2 separate regions of the Mus musculus genome follow, and region 2 is linked to region 1. Evidence: chromatin loops called from intact Hi-C (ENCODE). Cell type or tissue: heart. All regions are shown on one strand.

Region 1 (8,000 bases):
ATAGACAGAAAATAGATTAGTGGCTGGCTAGCAACTAGATAGTGGGAATGCAGGATGACTAATGTAAATGGGCATAAAGTTTCTTTATAGGTTGAAAAAATATTTTAAAGTCAGATTACAGCAATGGTTTTGTCTCTGTAACTATGCTACAATTTGTTGTATACTTAAAGAGGATTGTATCATATGTAAACTGTACACCTTAGACAAAGCTATTTAACAAAAGCAACATGTAGCTTCCACCTTGCTCTCTTGGATCACTTGTTTGGGAAGAAGCCCACTCCTGTGTCCTTCCAACACTCAAGTACCTTTACAGAAAGATCCACAGAGAAAGGAACTGACACAGCCTGCCAAGTAAATGAGGGAGCAAGCAGCCCCAGGTAAGTTCAGCTGTGGCTCTGGCTAACACCTTAATTATTAGGGAAGCTTTAATTTTATTTTTAAAATGGCATTTCATAATTTTACATGATTACATAAACTCACATATGTATGCTGTGTTTGCATCTTTTCCCTCTCCACCTTCCCCATACCTCTTCCTTGCTCCCTCTCAAATTTGAGACCCCTTTTTCTCTAACAACTATTGCTGCATATATACAAATAAAGCTATAAAGGCAACGTGCTGAGTCCATTTAGTGTTGTTCATATGTAAATGATTTTAGGGCTAACCACTTGTATTGGATAAGGAGGCTCATCCCTGGGGAATACTGATTCCCCCTCCCTGGGCAATCATCAGTTTCCTAGTTCTTTGCCTAGGGGCAGGGCCTACTGAGAATTCCCGCTCTTGAGGGTCTGAGTCAGAACCACCAACTAAGCAACTCACACAACCCTAACAAACAGAAGTCACGTTCTAAAAGCCATTAGAGTTTCCATTGTTACAATACAGTAACCTTCTGCAACCCTCTCCTTAATGTTAGGCAGACTCCCAAAGATGGAATCAAATGAATTATCCCCCCAGCAACCCTTCATCTTCTAAAGGGTTTAGATTATGTTTACCCATGGTTTTGCTGTAGTTGTTGGCATGTTAGTAGGAAACAATTCTATCACCTAATGTTAACTGAATGAGCCAAAAGCAGACACCTGATCAAAACTAAGCCAATAAAGTCAATAAATTCTCTCAGAATTTAACTGAAACTGACAAAAGGATGGTGTCTGTAGAACTTTAATCCTGTCCATTTTCTACCTCCTGGGAGGAACCTGGACAGCAGTGAAAAAAACTTGGCATATGGACTAGGAGAGATTTAAGACACAGGAGCGGCAATGCGAGTGTCTGGTGCTAGTGATTCCTCAGCCTTCCCAGTGGAGAAGCCACGTTATTAACCACAGCATGTAAGACAGCACTCAGTATATAAGAGGTGACAAAATATTTGTTGAATAAACGAGTGGGTAAAATAATTTCCATTTTTCCACTAGTGTTCAACAAAGTTACATCTGACTATTTAAAGGCTAATGGCTTTAATCTTTCTTTTGTTGCATTTATACATTTTATTTATATTATTATACTTAAGAAATAATATATCCTGATTATTAGTTTATATGGTCTCTTCCTTTACAGTTGGACACAGAATATTTTCTTTGGTATCTTCAATACCAGAAAACAGAAAATACTCAAGAATTTATGTTTAATTGATTTGCTTAATCTTGAATTCTGTACTCTTCAGCTTTTATAGCCGCTGCCATCAATTTATCAAGACCTGACATCTGCAAACCTTGCCCTTATTTTTCATCCAAAACTGAATTCACTCAACAAATATCTGAACATCTACCACACGCCACAGGCTACAAATAGACAAAAAAAGTCTCTGCCCTCAAGGGCCTTACTTACTACCTGACACAGACAGACTGTGTGTTTGGGGACATGGATGTCTGGGGTGCATGTATGAGTGTATGAGCACACACATGCCACCACATCCATCCTTACCTTCCATTTTGTTTAAGACAGGGCTCTTTTGTTCTTCAGCACTGTGTGTACCAAGCTAGCTGACGTACAAGCTTCCAGAGACTCTTCTGTCTTTTCCAGCTCTCACGGTGCCATACAAGCACTGGGATGACAGATACACACTACTAAACCAGCTTCTGTGTAGGCCCAAAGGATTCAAACTCAGGACTTCACACTACATGGCAAGTACTCTATCCCAAAGAGCCATCTTTTCAACCCCAGGCAAATGAATTATTGTACTACTGTGTGTTGTGATGGGCAAGATAAATACAAGCTATTCAATAGCAACACAGATTACAAGGAGTTTACACTCTGCTTGAGAAGGCAAAGACACATATGATAATGCTAACCACCCAATGACTTAGTTCGTTTCCCAGCTACACTAGATTAATTCGTATGTTTTACAATAAGATCTGATTGTGGAATTATTTTTTAAATTTTCATTCAATAAATATTTCCTACTATGTGCCAAGTAACCTGATTAACATTTTTCCAGTAGTGTCTCATTCAATGTCCACATTTTACAGATGAAAGGAGTAAGCCTGAAAGAATGCAGTGATTTCCCAAGTCTATACACCCAGCTAAGTGGCAGAGCTAGTATTCATCATCACGTCTTCCAACTCCATGTCCGGGTATGCCATACTATTCAGTCTCCATAATGGAGCCATTTCCACGCCCTTATACTGGGTTTCTAATTCAATTATCATTTGTCCTATGGTATTCAATATAGCCACCAGCTACCACACTGCTCTAGCTCCTATCAGAGCAACATGTGCTAAGAGGAGCCCAGCTGGCTGGTGACGGAGGAGTTACTCTTTCAAGTTATATTTTAACAGTGTTTTTGACCATTACATCTGATCAGTTGTCCACGTGCTTAGCAATACATTTAAATGGCCGTTCCTGTCCTTTTTACTACATTACTAGTGAGTTCAGTGCAGTCTCGTCATCCATCAGAAGAATTTCTAAATGCAAACTTGATGATTCACACACAGTTAGTTGACAAAGGGAAATAAAACAGCGCTCATTGTTTTCTACAGAGTTAGCATTGTTTGCAAAATCCAGAAACTGAGCAGTTGGCTGACTACTAACAAGTAGGTTGCCCCTTGGTCTTTGAGCAAAAGACTGCTTGCTGTATCATGATCAATGGCTGAGCATAGAAGACTTCAAGCAGCATTTGTTGTACTGTATGATTCCACACACTTACAGCAAGGAATCATTATGTAAGATGGGGGGGAGGTGGACCAAAATCCTTACTCTAGAAAATGTGACACTGCTCCTGGTGTAAACTGGGCATTAACACTACATACATGTATACTGAGAAAAATGGCTTAAAATCCCGTTGAAAACATCACTTTTTGATAACATTTGGAGTGAAGATCTCAACCAAGGGAATCTACACTGTTTATGTGAGGAATTCAAAAATACTATGGAATAACTGGGTCAGGATACATTATAGAGTCAGAACCATCAAAACTGCAGTGCTTATACTGATAAATGAGAAGGCATGAATTTACATCTTATACTAAGTCATAAGACTGGCACCAAAGATACTAATGGGCAATCAAGAATTGTGGGTTGTAGTTAACTTTATCCATCTGTTTCAATCTGTTCCAAACAGCAGCAAGGTGGACCCGCTTTCTACCTGAAACCTGCCATTTGCCATTTGTGTCTACTTAATATAATGTGCCAAAGACTTAAGTGTCAAAAATCTTAAAACCACTGACACTAATAACTATCGATCCACTCTAACACATTCTCCATGCAGAAATGATAGTGTAAGGGGAGACCTGACTCCATGGGGCTGGGGAGACCCAAACTTTACCAATTGGTCCAGATAAGAATTTTCCAAAACAAACCCCGGAATTACACAATGAAAAAGCAAAAGTAAAAAGCTTAGCACACGGAGCTTTACTGATCTCCAGCACAGGGGATGCAAGCACTTAAGTCGCCTAGTGAAGCCTTTCACCCAAAACTTTACATTTATAGAGGCTGCTTGCCAAAAGACCTGGCAAATTTCAGAGAGTATAGTACTTCACGATAACTCTGAGAGAAAGGACTTAATTCCAGAGGACCACGAAGCCTTTTTCCTTCACCAGAGACTAACCGAGAACCAATACCCCTCTCGCAGGATCGCTGTCCCTTAGGGATGGTACAGACATACATACACACACAAACACACACACTCCCCTCACACCTGAACCATCCCAGGCAGAGGTGCAGGGTAAAGTGAGTTCAAGCTTCAAGCTCCATCACACACAGCTCCACACAGCTCACCTCTTGAGGGAAAGAGTACCTTTCCCTCGAGACAGCGTGTAGTGACAGATATGTCACCTATGCAGGAAAGGGGGCATAAAGGCATCTTCCCAGGCTGGGTCGGAAACTGGGGGCCCAGCAGGAGCAAACTTTCCTCTCCGTGCCCAGAGCCTCCCAGGACCCCCGGACTATTCCCCGCCCGCGAAGCCCCGCCCCGGGCCCGTCCCCCCCAGCCCGCGCCCCTTTTGGCCTGTGCGCGCACCCATGCCGGCTCTCAGGCGCGCCTCCGCGGCTGGCCCGGCCAGCAGAGGGCGGGGTCGCTCACCGGTCCGCAGCTCGTGCTTGACAGTAAGGAGCTGCTCGCCGCCGTCGCCGCTGTCCCCGCTGGTGCCCGCGCCGCCGCTGCCGCCGCCCTCCCCCTCCATCTTCACCCTCTTTCCGATCGCGCGGGTCGCTCTTAGGGGAACCTGATGGGACAGCAGACGCCCCGTCTCTCCACAGCTCCAGGAGCCGAGCTGCCGCAGCGCCACAACTCCGACACTGAGGCGAGTCTCTTTCCCGCTCTGGCCGTGCAGCTCCTCCGCCTCCTCCCCTCAGCGGGCACCGCTAGTACGGCACAACCCCGCGCCCTGCGCCTCCACCTCCTCCTCCAGGCCGCTCCTCCCACAGCCAGCCCAGGAGACAGCCCTGAGCCACCAGCGCTATTGGGCGCAGCGCGCGCGCGTCTGCCAGCGCCCGTTCCCATTGGGCGGCTAGTCCTGACGTTTCAGGAGCCGCCCCGCCCCGCTGCTCGAATTGTTGTTGCTTGGCGGGGAGGCAGGAGAGGGAGGAGCGCGAACGCTCCGATTGGCAAGACCCACGGAATGCCCCACCTACTCGCTTTGGTGCGCACGCGCAGGCAGGCCTTCCCTCTCCTGACCTCCCCAGAATGGTCACACCCCTTATTCCCAGCTTCGATCTGTTAGTAAACAGTATCTAGTAGTCAGGAGGCGCTCCGGACCTCTGATTGGCTACTGCGGAAAGAGGCGGGGAAAGACGATTGGACCGCTTGGTCCGCCAATCACAGTGGACAAAGGAGGGTCCTGGAGGGAAGCACTTGTCACCCACGTGTTTGCGCTCGCGCGCGTCTGAGGGTCCTAGGGAACGGCCCACAAATGTGTGACTGTCTGGAAGATGGCATGTCTTCGAATGATACTATTCTCTGTAGCACTAAATAAATTAAATGAATTTTGTGTTTAAATACAGGTAGGAGCCGGCAAGATGGTTCCGTGGGTAAAAGTGCTTGCGGCCAGACGTGGACAACCACAGTGCAGTTCCCATATAATGAAAAAGAACTAACATGTTGACCTCCGACCTCCACACAAGCTTTAATTAAGGGCATGTATCGCTCACACAAGGCAAAACTAAATTACGTTTAAAAATTAAATACAGGTAGCTCCTATACACAAAAAGTCAAGGTTCTGGCTCCGGATGAGAAATCTGAAATAATAACTTGTGGAGGTGGGGAGTGTAGCTCAGCCTAGCCTTGACCCCCTGGTACGTCTAGCACCACCTCCCAGTGCTGGAATTCGCAGTATGTGCCACCATGCCTTGCTTATGACATGCGGGAGATTGAACTCTCCAGCTTTATGAATGCTAGGCGAGCAGTCTACCAGTTAAACTACATCCTCATCCCAATTTTTCATGTTTAAGAAACTCAAAGAGTGTGGTGAATCATAAAATAAGATTCAATTTCTGCTCCTGAAAAGCTATTAACGGAACTCGAGAGATGGGCAACTTGTATACAGGCACAGGAAACTATAAAGAATTTAAACAAAACTGTGAACCAGTATTAAGCATTAGAGAATGGCACAGATGGCAACGATTATTCTCAAGGCTTTTAGGGCAAGGAGAAAATCTGGATAGCCAATTTAAAGGGCAAGTAAGACAAAACTGGAGACATTTCACACAGAGGTAAGCTGTGAGCCTAGGTCTAGAGGAGATCAAATGCTGGTGACCTAAGTAACAGGTAGGCTAAATGAAGTGTAAGGGAAACAGCTGTATAGGAAAGATGAGTGTATCTTTATTTTCCTTCTTGGAAAAAAAAAAACAAAAAAACAAAACAAACAAACAAAAAAAAAAACCAAAACAAAAAAACCCAAAACAAAACAAAAACACCTGACAGAAGCATTCTAAAGAAAGAACAGGTGTGGTGGCACTGACCTTTAATCCCAGCACTCAGGAGGCAGAGGCAGGCAGATCTCTGTGAATTCAAAGCCAGCCTTGTCTACATATCGAGTTCTAGGATAGTCAGGGCTACACAGAGAAACCTTTTCTTAAAAACACTCAAAAGAGAAAAAAGAAAGACCTGGGCAGGGTCGGGGAGTGACTTACATTTTAAGGATAGAGTGTATCATGGAGGCGGGAAGATGGAGGAACAGGAGACCACTTGGTCAAGTTGTGTCTGTGGTCAGAAGCAGACAGCGCTAAACTGTGGTACTCAGCAGTCTCCTTTCTATTAAATCCAGGACACCCAGCACAGCTAGGGTGGATCTTCCCTGTTAAGCCTCCCTGGAGATGCCATTAAAGAGACACCCACAGGTGTGTCTCCCAGGTGGTTCCAAATCCGGGCAAACTGAGAATGAAGATGAACCGTGTCCTTAAGACAATGAGGGATCGTAAATGTTACACTGAGGCACAGAAGTTATTTAGTAATGAAGTCCCCTACACTAGTTAGAACAGCAAAGTCACTCTCTTATAACTTGTCGAATCCCATGAGGCTGACGGGAAGAGAGGACTCACTGGGAAAGAATGTATTGCAAGTGTAGCACTGACAGCTTAATTTCTGTAGCGGAAGTAGGTGATAATGAGAAAAGAAAAGACGAGCATAAACAATGCAAAAATGATCTTCTAAATTGCACATGGATTAGATGAAGAATGGGCAAACTATCTTCCTGTTAGAGGACAGATAGCAAATCCAAGGCTGTGTGAGCCGTAGACTCTCATTTATAACTACTCAATTTTTCTGGAAAGTGGTCAATAGAAAACAGAAAGACAATAACAAATGGCTGTGTTCCCCTAAGATGTCTTAATGGATATTGGAATTTGAATTTCACATGCCATAATATATTATTGTTTTAATATCTTTTCAAACATTGAAATATGCAAAACCCATCCTTAGCTCATGGGCCTTTAAAAAGTAGAAAGTGGTCTATATTTGGTAGTCTCCATAGTTGGCAGATTTTTGTACCAAAGTACCTGAAGGGGCTGGAGAGATGGATCAGCCGTGAAGAGCACTGATTGCTCTTCCGAAGGTCCTGAGTTCAAATCCCAGCAACCACATGGTGGCTCACAAACATCCTAAATGAGATCTGATGTCCTATTCTGTAGCAAGCTGGCCCGAGGCTTACAAGGACCCGGTACCGTACACCGGGGAAGCAGGCTGGAGCTGAAAGAGAGAAACTAGCCGGTCGAGAGAAATAATGGAGCCAAGATGATTCCCTGTTCAAGGCTCAGTGTTTATTAGCAGTCTGCGCTGTTTTGTTGCCAAGTTGTTAGCACTAGTCCGCCAGAGCAGAGCCATTAGCAGTAAGTCGCCAATTTCACAGGTAGTCAGCTACCTCAAGAACCTCTCCGGAAGACATGTTCAGCCTCTCAGCAGGTAGCAGAATCTCAGGGCAATTGTCACTTCAAAAGAAGCCAGCCAAGTCCGAAAGCAGCACTGCAGGTGGCCCCACCTCAGTGTTGACAAGGTCTGTACAGCTTCAGGCTGGGGGAGGCTACACTATTCTGAGGTATCTGAAGACAGCTACAATGTACTTACATATAATAAATA
Region 2 (8,000 bases), 200 kb after region 1:
ATCTCTCTGTGTGCTAGATTTCTTGACTTCCAGTCTGCTTAGCTTAAACTCCAAGTGCTACTGACAAGAAAAGTAATACCACGCCGGCCACTCACCCTGCTGCCTGTGGTAGGGGCCGTCGGGCTCCGAGGATGGCTCACAGAGATTGTCATCTGAATTACAACCTAAGATGAGAATAAAGTTAATACGCTGGGGTTTAGAATGCCTAAAACCCGCAGGGAAGACCCTGGCCCCTGGCTGTGTGACCAACGCATGCCTTTGTTCAGCCCAGAACCACAGCAAGGTCCAGTTCTTAGGGGGAGGGACACGGTACGCAGAGTGCCTCTAACTCATCTATCTAGATGGAAAGAGGAGACGGGCTAACACACTGGACCGATTCCATTTAACTTTAACTCACACTCTGTGCCTGCGAACGAAGGGGTGGAAGATGCATGTATGCTTCGATCTGAGGACCAGGGAAGGGAGCAGATGTCCTAGTGCCCCAGGAACCCTTCCAACCCCAAAGGCCAGGAAGCCAAAAGCAGAGGGTGTGGAAACAATCCATTTTTAGGGACACAATGCCATCGGACGACAGGAGAAAAGAGGAAGGAGGCAAACTGGGATGCACCACCCAAGGTGGAAGGATGAGCAAGCCTTGTGCCCTCAGCTCCCAACAGGACATTAGTCAGGGAACCTTCCTGCCAACCATCATGGGGCCTCTCCAAGCTTGAGCACTGAATGTAGGGTCCCCTCTGAAAAGATATTTAAATCAGTTACCTACCCACTGGCAGCAGGTGTCCAGACCGTGAGGGTCCCAGAGTTTAGGAACCCTGTGTGTCGCTTCAACTCTCTAATTACGGCATAAAGGCTGTGTGTGCCCGAGCGTCCCAGGGCTGAGTGTGTAGCTCTAGCCCCGCAGAGGCAGTCATACTCAGCTGGTTTGGGTTTTTGTCTTTTTTTTTTTTTCTTCTTCTTGTATTTTCACTCTCTTCGGTTAGTTACAGCAGTTTAGCATTCCTTCCTCCCCGTGTTCACTAGCTCGGGCTCCCTCCATGCCATCCTGCTCTTGTTTCAGGAACACAGTAACCTTTTGCATCACTGCTAGGCATTTCAACATCCTCTTAGCAATTCTTCCTGACACCCCACTTTAGGTCAGTGACTTTTGCATTGTTTTAAATTTCATTTATTTATTTGTTTGTTTGTTCTCTGCTTGGGGTTGCAGGTTCTTCTTGGTTGTTGACAGAATCCTTGAGCTTCTATAGGCTTTCTATGGCAACATCTGACCAAGTCAGCTGGCTAGGGCTTCCTTCACATAATTAGACTCAAAGACAACTAGATGTTGCATCTGAGGTGTGAACACATACAGCCTCCGAAGCGCCAGGACACAGCACATCCTTCCCTGATGATGTACGCCCTTGCTTCTGTCACTAGACTTCTGGGTTAGAGACTCTCTCATTCATCATTTTTAGAGAAAATACCTCCTGACTCCAGAGAACTGCCTGGTATTCTTAGCTCAGCCCTGGTACTGCCAATGCCTGAATGCTGCTGCCTCTGCTGCTGGTGGATTCTGAGGTTTTCCTCCTGGTTCTTAGGCCTACTGATGGCTGAATTATTTGGCCAAAATCACTTGGCTGGCTGCAGAGACAAGGCTTACACCAAAGTATGACTCAGAAATCTTTCTTCATCAGCTTCTCTCTCTGTTCATATTATGTCTGGTCTTTAGGCAGGCCCCAGGCCCGTAGCTCACCCTTTAGAGGGGCCGTACTCACCTTTGGTGCGGCCTAGGTGCTTGGGGATAGGAGTGGAGCTGGAAAGGGCTGCTGTGGTGGCTGAGGTTGAAAAGGTCCGGGAGCCAGGCTCCGAGGGCCAGGACTTCACAGCTGGGTCAGTGGAGGTGTCTGTGCGGTCAACACTGCCTCCACGCGGGGACCCTCGTTTTGGTTTTAGATCCCCTGGGCCTGGGGCAGAAGACATTGAGAAATGAGGTTGTAAACCCGTGCCAAGGCTGGGCAAGCACAATGAGGCCCAAAGCAGGTGCAGCAGGGCACACAGACCACAGAGACACAAGCTGGGTGGGTTTCCAGCTGCAGCTGGAAGGAGGGCACCACAGGGCTAGCTCAGGCTCCAGCGTGGACCACATGGTTAGCATCAGAACTGGCAGGAAGAAATAGAACTCAAGAGGATAAAAAAAAAAAGAAAAAAAAAAAAAGGTTGGATGGTTCAAATGTCTGCTGTAGGGCACACTTTCTGCGGCCCGTACATAGCTCCAAGTCCTGTCTCAACAGCTCGAATAAGTATCTGCAGATGCCTTCTTCTCCACACCCACCACTGAGGTTCTGAGGACCCTGACAAATGGAGTTCTCGGGGTGTCAAAAAAGTTCACTGCCAAGCTTACAAGAGTTTCTTTGGGGGGGGGGGGAGTAACTATAATCTCTTCGTGGGGGTCTTCACCTCTCATCGTACGCTTTTAAGCAGCGTTAATTTTCTGCTATAAACATATATATCTGTTGAAATTAAATAATATTTTTAAAAAGTATCCCCTACACAAATAAAGAGAAAATCAAATAGGATTGAGTCTGGGATCTCCAGATAAGAGATATGATGGAGCAGGAAGGGCCGAGGACGCAGCTGAGGTGGGAGAGTGCTTGCATGCCATGTGTTAAGACCCTTAGTTTGATCCCCAGTACCTCAGAACAAAATAACCCCAAATAAACAAAAGCAAAAACAAAACAAAAACACGGGAGCACTTCTAACAGCCGGCCAGGCCTTCTGTACACTGCCTATGCCTTACGCCCAAAGACCAGGAGGCAGGTGGAGGTTGCGCTTGCATAAACCGGACTCCTCAGCCCTTCAACTTCACGGCTCATCTCTGTTGGCTTTCAAAGCCCAGATCTTAGATGTGAACGGGAGGGGGATGTGGATTCTGGAGGACAGCCTTATGAGAAGCAAGAAACAAGTCTGGCAGACTGAACAGTGACTGACAGGCCTTCCTGTGTTAAGTGGAAATGAGTGACAGGCCTTCCTGTGTTAGGCGGAAATGAAGGTCCAGGGGGAGGTGAGGCGGGCAGACAGCAGGAGCACCAGACAGAGACAAGCACGATTCTAACAGCATGCGGGGAGGACAGACTCTGGGACCGGGAGCTTTGATGGCTTGGAGTTCTTAAAGACAGGGTCACAAGCTGAAGTCAGTGGCAATGATGACCTTAACACTGTCACAGGTGCAGGTTTACTATGGCCACCTGATTTCTAAGGTGACACTTGTATTCCATCTGAGTGCATTGGCACTGGCAATAAGGGAGAATATGTAAAAACTGCACATAGGAGACAGGGGGCTATGGCCCAAATCAGACCTGGGGTGTAAGAATGGCTCAAGATGGGGACATGACAGTGGGGTGACCTCTCTGGTCACCATCTTCCCCTGCTCTGGGTGTGGCTCATGTCCTGATATGCTTTCTGTCCACTGTGGCTTGGATTTCACCATCCGAGATGCCAGAGAATTGCAGCACAGTCATAAAACTTCAGTCTGGCAAAATCGGTTCAATTACTCAAAATGTTCCAACAGAGCAGTGAATCCTTCAGAACACAGAACTGCGGGCTCGGGGGCAGAAGCCAGTGACTCTGCTCTGACAAAGAGAGGGGACAAGGTTCAGCTGCTTACAAGTAAATCTTTAGAAAGGTGGCTCACCCGCCGGTGGGCATTTTAGGAAGCATAGCGACAACTGGCCACTTCCGCTTTGCACAAGGGCACGAGAGAAGCTTGCAGATGCGGGAGGGGGCGGAGCATGAGGTCACGTCACTTACTTAGCATGAATCTCCTGGCCCAAGGACAAGTTACTGCACGTACATCCCGGGGGTCCCCTACTACTGTGCTGTGCCGAAGCACCAGTCCAGGAAACATGACAGGTCATCTTCTAGTTTGCAATCAGAATCCACGGTGGCTACTTTGGAACTGGGGGAGGGACAGGGGTCCGCTAGGGACCGAGTGGCCTTTAGGGACTAACTTCTTTTGGTTGTTGGTTGAATTTTGAAATGAAGGAGGGACACATGATGTAGACACATGGTAAAGGAGGGGATCAGAAATCCCCAATGTCTGAGAAAGAGGCAGACTCGTTAGGGGAGGATGGGATGTCAGAGGAAGACCAGAACCGCAGGCGTTTAGAGAGAGCTGGATGGACCAATGGAGACTTGTCTTTGTCCTTGCTTTTGCTTCTCAAAAAAGGACTCTTTTTGCGCTGGAATGCTAAATTGTTATCATTGTGACAGGAAGGAAAAAGAGAGAGAGAGAAAAGAGGAAGAAAAAAAAACACAAATGAAATGAACAATAATTACAAATGAGTCTAAGTCAGCAAAACGTATTTAGGGAAGCGGAATCCTGGCCAACCTACGCCTGATACCCAGGCCAGAACCATTTAGGCGCTGACTCAATTTAATTTAGTGGCGCCCTGGTGCCAACCATTACTCACGAAGCACAACAGGAGAGCTGCACAATGCCCCAGGAGCCACTGGTTTGGAGGATTTTTCAATTTCAGTGTGTTAAATTATTGAATAAGAATGCTCATTAAGGCTGCAGCCAGCATCTCTTACTCAGCCATTTTAATGACAGGCTCCCTGACTACTCACTCAGCTCACATACAGCTGCCGTTCCCACTCCAGGACACCGGACACACCTAATGACAGGCTGGCCCGCTGTCAGGATACAGTCTACCCGAAACACCTACCAACAGTCTGTAATTCTAAAATCACCTCCTTGGCTAGATGTATTTAAAAACACTATAATGTCTTTTTCATACCCCAACCTCCTAAGACCTGGAAGAATTATTTCCCTTCGGACCCCCCCTCCCCGCCCCCACCCTTCCTTGGCCTTTAAAGCAGAGACCCCACAAAGCAGACGACTCATCTAAGCTTCTGAACATACCTTTCAGTAGTAGTATTTATCAAGTGAGCCAACAGATTTCTGGTTTAGGATTAGAGACCAGACTTTCTATGTCTTTTGCTATACCACCACCTAGTGGTCACATCCCACATTACAGAATAAGGGTTCTAGATACTGACCACGGCTGAGGGAGGCATTAAACAAAACTCCACAGCCTGACTATGTGGAATGTGCAGGGACCCAAGCTGCTTTCACTGAAGGGAGTGCCCTCTTAGGAGCCTGAGGCTGAGACACCTGGGCTTGGATCTCTATTACTGTATCAGTTTTACTTTCTTGGTGTTCAAAGAAATACTACCGGAGTTCCCTTCACAAGACCACCTTCTAAAAACTAAATAAATAATAAAAAATGGACAGCAGTGATTGATGCCCACTTCATGGGTTGTTATGGATTAGAAGGGACACAAGGCTTGTAAAGTATTTCAAAGGGTACTCAGCCCCCAGTGGCAGTCTGCACCAGGTAGACACTCCTCCTAAGTTTTCTTTCTTGCTGTCACTGCACCCCCACCCCTCAAGGTGGGGTTTCTCTGTGTATCTCTGGCTGTCCTGGAACTCCCTCTGTAGACTACTAGGTTGGCCTCCAATTCAGAGATCTGCCGCCAGAGTGCTGGGACTAAAGGAATGTGCCACCGTATCAGAGCTTTTGAAAGTTTTCTTAACTCAGTTAAACTGAACATAGCAAATTCAGTTAACTGTAAGAACAATACAGTCTTAAGTGGGAAACATTAAAATATTGCCAGTATGGAAGCCAGAGGTAACAGGCCCTCTCTGGTTGTAAGAAATGTTAAGGTAATGTCTAGAGGCAGTTAAGGTCTGGGTGTGGCTGCTCTCACCTGTAGTCCCAGGACGGAGGCAGGAGGATTGTCACTAGCTCATGGTCTGTCTGGGTTATGCAGTGAGTTCAGATAAGACAGACCTACAGCACCTCATCATTGGAGATCCTGTCTCAAATGTCACAGTTCACTGCTGCCTCAGCGCTGACACACCTTTCACCTTCTCCCGACCCCACAACAGAGATGTAACTGACGGGTGCGTGCGTCCTCAGAGCTGACGACGTCACCACCTGTAGTGGTGAATGTGACCTCACCCACACAGAGGGCACCTGTTACTCAACATCCCGTCACCCCAAGAGCACTGGACTCCCTGACGTACATTCAGAAAGTTCTATAATAATAGATAAATGCTTAAGCTACGCGGGTGAAGATCTGGCATAAATAACCCACCTCCCAGTAAGTCAGTAAGCTTTTTAGGGCTTCAGGTAAATTGTATTTCAGGTTCTATGACAGTCATTTCTGATACCATACCAGATGGTAAATCTGAACGCAGCTTTAGAAATGTTCAGTTGTTACAGACCTGGCAGAGATGGTACAAGCAGTGACTGTGCTGTACCCGAGCTACCTCACCAAGCTCTTCTTTTTGCACGTGTGCACAACAATGTCTTATTTTAAAAAAGAGCCAGACATGGTGGCGCACATGCCATTAATCCCAGCACTCAGGAGGCAGGGGCAGGGGCAGGGGCAGGGGCAGGGGCAGGGGCAGGGGCAGGGGCAGGGGCAGGGGCAGGGGCAGGGGCAGGGGCAGGGCAGGGGCAGGGGAGTCTGTTAGTCTGAGATCTTTATCTTATGTGCATGACTGCTTGCCTGGATCTGTCTAAGTCCACCATGTGCACGCAGTGCCTGAGGAGGACAAAAAGAGGCATGGGATTCCTGACGCTGGAGTTACAGATGTGAGCTGCCATCTGGGTGCTGGGAATCAAAACCCTATCTTCTGCAAGAGCAGCCAGGTGCTCCTAACTGCCAAGCCAGCTCTCCAGCCCCAACAATGTATCTTTTAGATGAGATTTTTTTACAGCGCAGGAATGTGATGAAACCCTCGGAGGTGAAAGGCCGCCGCCATCTGCCATTTACCAGCGGCAGTGCCACTCATCAATGAACTACAGCAAGCTTGACTAGTGTTCCTGCTCTAACTTCAGAGTCCCCGGCCAGCTCCAATCATCTATCCCCAGTGTCCTTCCTGAGGCTACAGGCCTCAAGGACAGATCTGTGTGGAGGACAAGCCAAGATGCCTTTGAAATGGTGGAAAGAGACAGCCACTCAGGACTTCCCGAAAGCGAAAGTGGGCGGGTGTGTGAAAGATGTGGTTAATGCCCCAGGGATCACTGTACAAAAAAAGAGCGAATCATAATGTCTGCCACACCCGAGGGAGCCCCAACACATCAGTTCCTGTGCGCCCCTAGGCTGCCTGACCAAGCTTCAACCTTGGACATTCGAATAACCAACCAGCCCACGTAATGAATGGTGTTTCCCAAGTACTCTAGGTAACATGGCCATAGCTGAGATGGGCTTGTGGGCATGCCCGAGTAGGAGGGCATGCTCACATGGACACATAGAGTGCCACATCCCCACAGAGGCACGGCATACCCCATCAGTGAATGGAACTTTCAGAGCCTCTATCCTTACCCTGACCCGTCTGGCAGCTGCACCTACCTTTCCCCACAGGCCCGTTGTGGGTGTCTCGTTCTTCCACACAGTTTGGACCCGATGGGGGGTTGTCGGGGTTCTCCGTCTGCGATCTGAGAGCCTGAGAGGGAGATGGCGAGGCAGGGTCTGAGGGCTCCAGCTGCCAGGGGGGGCTATCTGTGGTGGATTTTAACCGTTCTCTGGAACCTTCTTTCTTTGGCTTGATAAGTTTGACTAGGGCTTTGGCTCCAATCCAGTGGTTCTTCCTAATTAGAAAAAAAAATTTTTTTAGAAGTTACAACCCATGCTCAGAGAGGCAAGCCATGGCACTGAGCTGGAGGTATAGCTTGGTGACAGGGCTCTTGCCTAGAATTCACAAGGCCCCAGGTTCCATCCCAGTACCCTCAATAAAAGAGGACTATGTTCATGAACACTATCACGGTCTTATCTGAACACCTGAGACCTGGAATTGAAGAGCCAGACTCTTTGGTGCAGCTAAGCAGTAGCAGAAGTATGTGGTATCAGGAACCATGCTGGTGTCCCGGAAGAGCACCTCCATAGTACCCTTACACATCTGGATGTGTAAAAATGAGGCTGTAATAACTAGCTATTCATTTATTTTTCCCATGAAA

The links. A loop is a pair of places that touch in the nucleus more often than their neighbours do. Peaks named below come from ENCODE experiments on the same cell type or tissue, not always from the same donor. Only the 100,000 strongest peaks of a DNase experiment are listed, where the experiment ranks them.
Region 2: a loop joins it to region 1, with 2.4 times the contacts of the local background. A loop is called at or near these places in 5 of 42 quality-filtered maps.

The regions. Positions count from the first base shown.
Region 1 is chr12:100,720,270-100,728,269 of GRCm38, forward strand. It overlaps Rps6ka5 (ribosomal protein S6 kinase, polypeptide 5), which reads right to left and starts at 4,851. Exons shown (of 17, transcript NM_001330702.1): 1 at 4,512-4,851. The coding sequence starts at 4,611. In heart, CTCF peaks have their summits at 4,499 (motif pointing right) and 4,700; a DNase peak (open chromatin) is centred at 4,932; H3K4me3 peaks cover 2,137 bases; H3K27ac peaks cover 1,756 bases.
Region 2 is chr12:100,921,432-100,929,431 of GRCm38, forward strand. It overlaps Ccdc88c (coiled-coil domain containing 88C), which reads right to left. Exons shown (of 30, transcript NM_026681.5): 25 at 7,396-7,634; 26 at 1,749-1,937; 27 at 96-164. Among named protein-coding and RNA genes, the nearest start is that of A630072L19Rik, 13 kb to the right of the region's middle. In heart, a CTCF peak has its summit at 4,993 (motif pointing left); no DNase peak of the experiment used is centred here; H3K27me3 peaks cover 1,540 bases.